Linked DNA regions of Homo sapiens: region 2 is linked to region 1. A link is a loop called in an ENCODE intact Hi-C map of the cell type or tissue named here. Cell type or tissue: ascending aorta. All regions are shown on one strand. Links, peaks and the distances in the headings refer to the core of each region. The heading gives the core; the rest is flanking DNA. Region 1 overlaps RBMS3 (RNA binding motif single stranded interacting protein 3). Region 2 overlaps RBMS3 (RNA binding motif single stranded interacting protein 3).

What was found. Peaks named below come from ENCODE experiments on the same cell type or tissue, not always from the same donor. Only the 100,000 strongest peaks of a DNase experiment are listed, where the experiment ranks them.
Region 2: a loop joins it to region 1, with 2.4 times the contacts of the local background. A loop is called at or near these places in 4 of 110 quality-filtered maps.

What each region holds. Positions count from the first base shown.
Region 1 is chr3:29,334,114-29,337,039 of GRCh38, forward strand. All of the region lies in intron 1 of RBMS3 (RNA binding motif single stranded interacting protein 3), which reads left to right. Among named protein-coding and RNA genes, the nearest start is that of RBMS3, 55 kb to the left of the region's middle. In ascending aorta, for the core only: no CTCF peak of the experiment used is centred there; a DNase peak (open chromatin) is centred at 1,508; H3K4me3 peaks cover 1,745 bases; H3K27ac peaks cover 2,344 bases.
Region 2 is chr3:29,383,108-29,386,033 of GRCh38, forward strand. All of the region lies in intron 1 of RBMS3 (RNA binding motif single stranded interacting protein 3), which reads left to right. Among named protein-coding and RNA genes, the nearest start is that of RBMS3, 100 kb to the left of the region's middle. In ascending aorta, for the core only: no CTCF peak of the experiment used is centred there; a DNase peak (open chromatin) is centred at 1,694; H3K4me3 peaks cover 383 bases; H3K27ac peaks cover 2,500 bases.

The sequences.
Region 1 (2,926 bases), core at 303-2,802:
TTAGCTTAGTACCCAACAACTAGCAAATGTTTCTTAAAAATGGTGCCTGTGAACAATAACAGTAAAGTCATAGTTGTTGCATTAGCCTTTTGCTTTTATTATACATCATTACTATTTAAGCTTTTCACAGTTCCGTTTGCAATACACATATAACTTAGTCCTGTAAGTTCATTCCAAGATTGAGAGTTAAGATGTCTTTACAAATATGAAAAAAATGAAGAGGTTAGTTTGCTTAAATTACTTGCTATTCCTAATTTTGATCAAGTGTTTTCTTAATATTTTGCATTATTTAGTAGCTAATTTTTCCCATCCTAAAAGTATGTTTGTAAATACTCTCGTGTCTCTATATTTTTAAGAAACAGTGTTCTGTTTTTATATTAAGCTTAATAGTTTAATTTTTTTTTGCAGCTGTGAGGCAGCAGATGATAAATCAAAAACTAATATTTTCAACTATCTCAAAAGATAAAAGTCTGACACACTAAATATGGACTAAATGAGGCTTATGGATGATTTATTCTAATTAGATATAAGGTAAATAAATGCTCCTGCAGTTGTGAATTTTATTAAAGTCAGGACATGTCGTTGTTCAGGCTTTCCTGCATTGCGCTTTAAAGAATCATTTGAAAATATTTTGGGTCTGCTGTTGCTGAGACAATATGGCTTGGCAGTGTATTGGTAACTTAATAAGCTCACCACATTTGTCATGCAGAAACTGTTCTTTATATGCAAAGCTGTCAGACAGATTGAGTGTATAATTCTTCTTCGCATGAAATAATATGATAAAACTCCAGTATCAAATTGAATGCTGTACTAGCGTTTGGAATCTTTCATGCATAGGTTGGAATTGTTTTACAATGGAAGCATTGTTTGATGACAAATACTCTTTTTGTAACATTCATCAGTTATGTTTTAATAGCAGGCATTTTCCTCCTGACTATAGGTCTGCCTTTTTTGCTGTTAACATACTGGAAAATGAAGCCTGCTTCTCAGTTATGTTTGACATTTTTTTTTTAATGGTTAACTGCTACAATTAGACTGCACTGTCAGTGTTGTAGATGTTTTTGTTCTTCCTACAAAAGACTATCCTATTGGATTTTGCCAGTTTTATGATAGAGCAAACATTATTTACTCCTTCCTGGTTTTGATTCAATCTCCAATGATAATGCGTACTGATACAATATTTTAAGTCTCACTTCATCACAGAAGAGAATTGCCTGGTATGTGCCCATATAATGCCTGTTGGTGCAAGCAGTGAGATAATAAATTAGCAGAAATTATGCATATAGTCCACGTGGCACATTCTAGAAGGTTAAGCATTTATTTTGGTCCGTGGCAGATATGCTCAAAGAACTCCCCTGCCATGTCAATTTCAAGGGTCTAAAAGGGAAAGAAATTGCTACAAATACATACACAGCAAATGTGCTTAAAGCAGCTCTTTGCCAAGCAAGTTCCTGTTACAGAGTGGCCTGGTGCCAAAGCTCTTCTAAGCACTCTACTGCTACTTAATGTATTTGGTATGTGGGAGAAACTCGTAACTCTGGGACTGCCCAGTGTACGGCGTCTGTCACGTCTGAAGTGTGAGCATTCCAAAGGCTCACAGCCACCCAGCTCAGAACTCAGCGGGGAAGACAGGAACAGGGGTCAGCCTGAATAGAAAGAGACTAAAAGATACATTTGTGAAATTTGTGAAGATATCTTTTTCTCTCTTCCCTCCTTCCTTTTTCCTCCCTTCCTCTTAATTCCTCACTTCCTGCCTCCCTCCCTCTTTTTCATTTTGTTTTTTATTCTGTTTTGTTTTTGAGGGGTACTCTGTTCTAAATGTATTCAAATGATTATAAAATATTCATGGCAATTCTTAGGACTGGGCCTGGCGTACCTTAATTTTTCAACTGATCAGCCTTTCCGGTTTTTCTTAACAAAGGAAAACCAGATCTTTTGCATCCCATAACTTCGTAGCAAAGCCTCCATCTGGAATGAATTCGGCATCTTTAACAAATATGTGTTCTCTATTCAAAAACTATCTAAAAATAGTTCTCAAACAAGTAAGAAAAAATATTTTGACATTTTCTTCATGTTTTGGGTGGTAAGCACAGTTTGAAACAGGCTTTCTGTTAATTTTCATAGGCTTAGGAGTGGATGTACTTTTGTGTGCATGTACAACATATTTTGCTCAAGGATGCTTTCTGATCCAAACTATACCATGGCAGTTGTGTTTTTTTGCAAGGCACAATTCTTAACATGAGTCAGCTTTTCCATCAAACTCAATTACAAGTATTCAAAGTAAAATGCTCAATCAAGATCTACTGACACATGCCAATATTGATTTTGCTTACGTAATTTTAGATGAAAAAAAAAACCATAATCAACCTGTGAGACGGTGTTTGTGGCCTCAACCCCAAAGATACTGATGGCAATGACTTTATTGCGGAACGAAAGGATTACTTTATAGGAAAGCTGGGCCCCTGTAAGAACAGTATCACTTCCTATAATTTATTAATCAGCTACCATGTCTTAGGCATCATGAAATGAAATATACATATGTGAATATTCTTATACAGAGATATATCTTGTCATTTAATCCTAAAAAGATATTATTAGTCATTCTATAATGAAAAAACTGAAGCTTGCAAAGTTGAGCAAATTGTCAAAGGTAAATTGGTTAAACATTCCAACCCAGGCCTGACACTGCCTGCTTTGCCATCATGTTTTCCTTTTGGAAAGACAAAAAAGACAATATGTTGATTTTTGGGGGTCAAATTCATATTTAAACAATTACAAATAAAATTAAGTCAAATTCCATGTACCTTCTCCTATTTCCTAGACTTCTAATACTCTTTGGTCTTTTAAAGTATACAGTTTTAGCAAATCTGAAACGGTTTTTTAAAATGCTCTAATTATAATTTCATTGTAACATGCTTAAAATTCT
Region 2 (2,926 bases), core at 218-2,717, 49 kb after region 1:
TCATAGATGATGTATTCTGTTAAAATAACAATGCCTTTTATTTTAAGGACACTACTTATACTGGGAAGGTGATCTTTTCCAAGATAGCAATTACCAATGTGAATCCATAAATAAGTTAAAAAATTATGTTTTTTGATCATAAGAATTGACACTTGAGTGGAAATATTCCTCTGATTAGACTAGCTTGGTTTCTCTCGTCACTTGTCTATGTAGGAAGAATTACAATGCAGAGCTGTCCTTTTTGATTTTGCCTCTGATATTGAATGCAAATATTTTGGCTATCAGTCTTTCCTAATGCTACTTACCCCTTGAAGATGGGGAGAAAAGCTGAAGAAAGCTATTTCTGTAATCTTAATATTTCTTCCATGACACTTGTAAATTGATTTGCCAAGAAGGGTAAAAAAAATCAATGCAGATGGCTAGTTAAGTTTATTGTGGTTCAGACTCAAACTGTTGTATGTGGATGTACACTTGGGAGCCAAGGAATAGGGATATATTGTTAGTGTAAAATATCCAGTTCCATACTAACTTATGAACTCTTTTAGGTCATTCATCTTATTCAACTTCATTCCCTGGCACCTCACTTAGTACCTGGCAATGTGTTGTAGTAGCTAAGAAAATGTGCGATCTGGACTCTGACTATCCAGGTTCAAATTTTTGCTCTTCTACTTACTAACAATATGATCCTGGATCGTAAGTTTTCAGTGACCGTAAGTTTTCAGTGTCTTTAGCTGTAAAATGTGGGCAATACTATTATTTAACTCATAGAATTATTATAAAGATTGAAAAGGCAAAGTGTGAAGTACTCAGCCCATAGTGAGCAACCAGTATATGTTAACTATACGATAAGTATTTCTTTACTCACCAAATTTTGAAATAAACCATTACCTGAGGTGGTTGGTAATGGTGAAATTATAATGGAAGAGAGCTGGGCACAGTGGCTCATGCCTGTAATCCCAGCACTTTGGGAGGCCAAGCCAGGTAGATTGTTTTAGCCCAGGAGTTCAAGACCAGCTGGGGCAACATGGTGAAACAGCATATCTACAAAAAATACAAAAATTAGCCAGGCATGGTGAGATGTGCCCATAGTCTCAACTAATAGGGAGGCTGAGGTGGGAAGATCTCTTGAACCCGGGAGGTTGAGGCTGCTGTGAGCCGTGATCGCACCACTATACTCCAGCCTGGGCATCAGAGTGAGACTCTGTCTCAGGAAAAAACAAACAAACAAACAAATAAAACAATTATAGTGGAAGAGAATCTGAACATGAAGATGGAATTCTAACCTTGCTTAAGAAGTAAACATATACACCAATAATAATAATAATAATAAGAAGAAGAAGAAGAAGAAGAAGAAGAAGAATCCAGAAAGACTCCAGACATAGGAAATAACATCTGACATGATTTGAAAAAGAGTAGTGAAGTGAAATAGAGGCCCACAGCTCCTCTTTTCTGGTATAAAACTTTTTATTGAAACTACCTGTGTCGTAAAACAGGGAGAGAAGTTTTGCTACCGATAATGATAATTTGATGCCTTAACTGTATTAATATAGCAAGTGTGACTCAAGGATGTCTGGAGTCTAAATATAAAGGTCTGAGAAGAGACATGACTGTTTCAGAGGTTTAGAGTGGTAAAGCCAATAAGTGGTTTCCGGCCTTCCCAGGCCACTCCGCATAAAGCATCCTCACTCCCTGAGGGCCTCTGACATTCCTCAGTGTTGTGAGCGGGGAAGAGAGAAATGCTTTTTGGTTGGCTCAGATTACCTTGTTCTGGTTAAATGAAAAAGTATTAACATACGTTTCTTGTCACCACAATTCCAGCTGTCCAAGTCAGTGCTTTCGGAGCAGAGATGTATGATCTTATAACTCCTGAGGTTAAAAAAGAAATGTGTTGCCGAACAAACCTCCTCATCTTTGACACCCTGTTTCCTGCCTGTTGTGTGTGACAGGAAGGTAAAAAGGTAAAGACTAAACAGTAGATACTCTTCAGTGAGTGGTTAGTCCAGCATTACCTGATGGTGTTTAGTATTTGCCATTCTGAAAGATGATCAGAAAGCAAACCCCTTAAAGAGAAAAATTAACCAGTTTGTTTTGGCAGGCTATTCTGGAGCACATGCTAAAGTGACCACAGTTGTTTTTAATGCCCAGCAGACCTTCGCAACTAATCCTATTACCGCAGGACTCCCAGGACTGTCTGGTTAGCACTCCCCACAGATTTGTCCACTCCCATTTCTGACCCCACAACCAATCCCTTCCCTTGGGCCCTCTGGAACTCGGTCATACAGAAAATCTCCTTTATCCTCAAATTTTCCTGAATTTTTTGGTTTCACTGTTTTACTCAAATTCAAACTTGGATACCCCAGAAGACACTACTTCCTCTAAGCCACCTCAAACTGGGGGAGCATAACTGCTGGTGCCAGTGGGCCTTCTTTATTGTAGTTTCAGATCATTCTCATTCCATCTTCTGTGCAACCCCCCTCTATGAGTCTCGTGGGTCTTTGGACTATGTGACTCACTACCTCTCCTTACTTGATTCACTGTATCCCATACTGACCTTGCCATATTCTTGGAAATTTTTGCACCGTGGCCTCTCCATTCTTTGGCTTCTTCTCCTCCATTGATTTTATTCATATTTTGCCTCAGCCACACATGCAAAGGACATATCCTAGACTCTCTCATTACCAATTACTAAAAACCCTTCATAATTCCTATCTCAGGCATCTTACTTTTGGGTCGTTTGTTCCTATTTTAGCAGCTCAACACTTTGAGCATTCTGATACCAACACTTTCTTTAAATCTCATTATGAACTATGGCATCTATTATTTTTTCTTTGTTGCTCATTTTCCTCATGTCCCAGCATCTCTTTATACTCTGCTTAGATTTCGTGAAAAGCCATTATTTCATGAAAAACTGTTCCAAACTACCAAT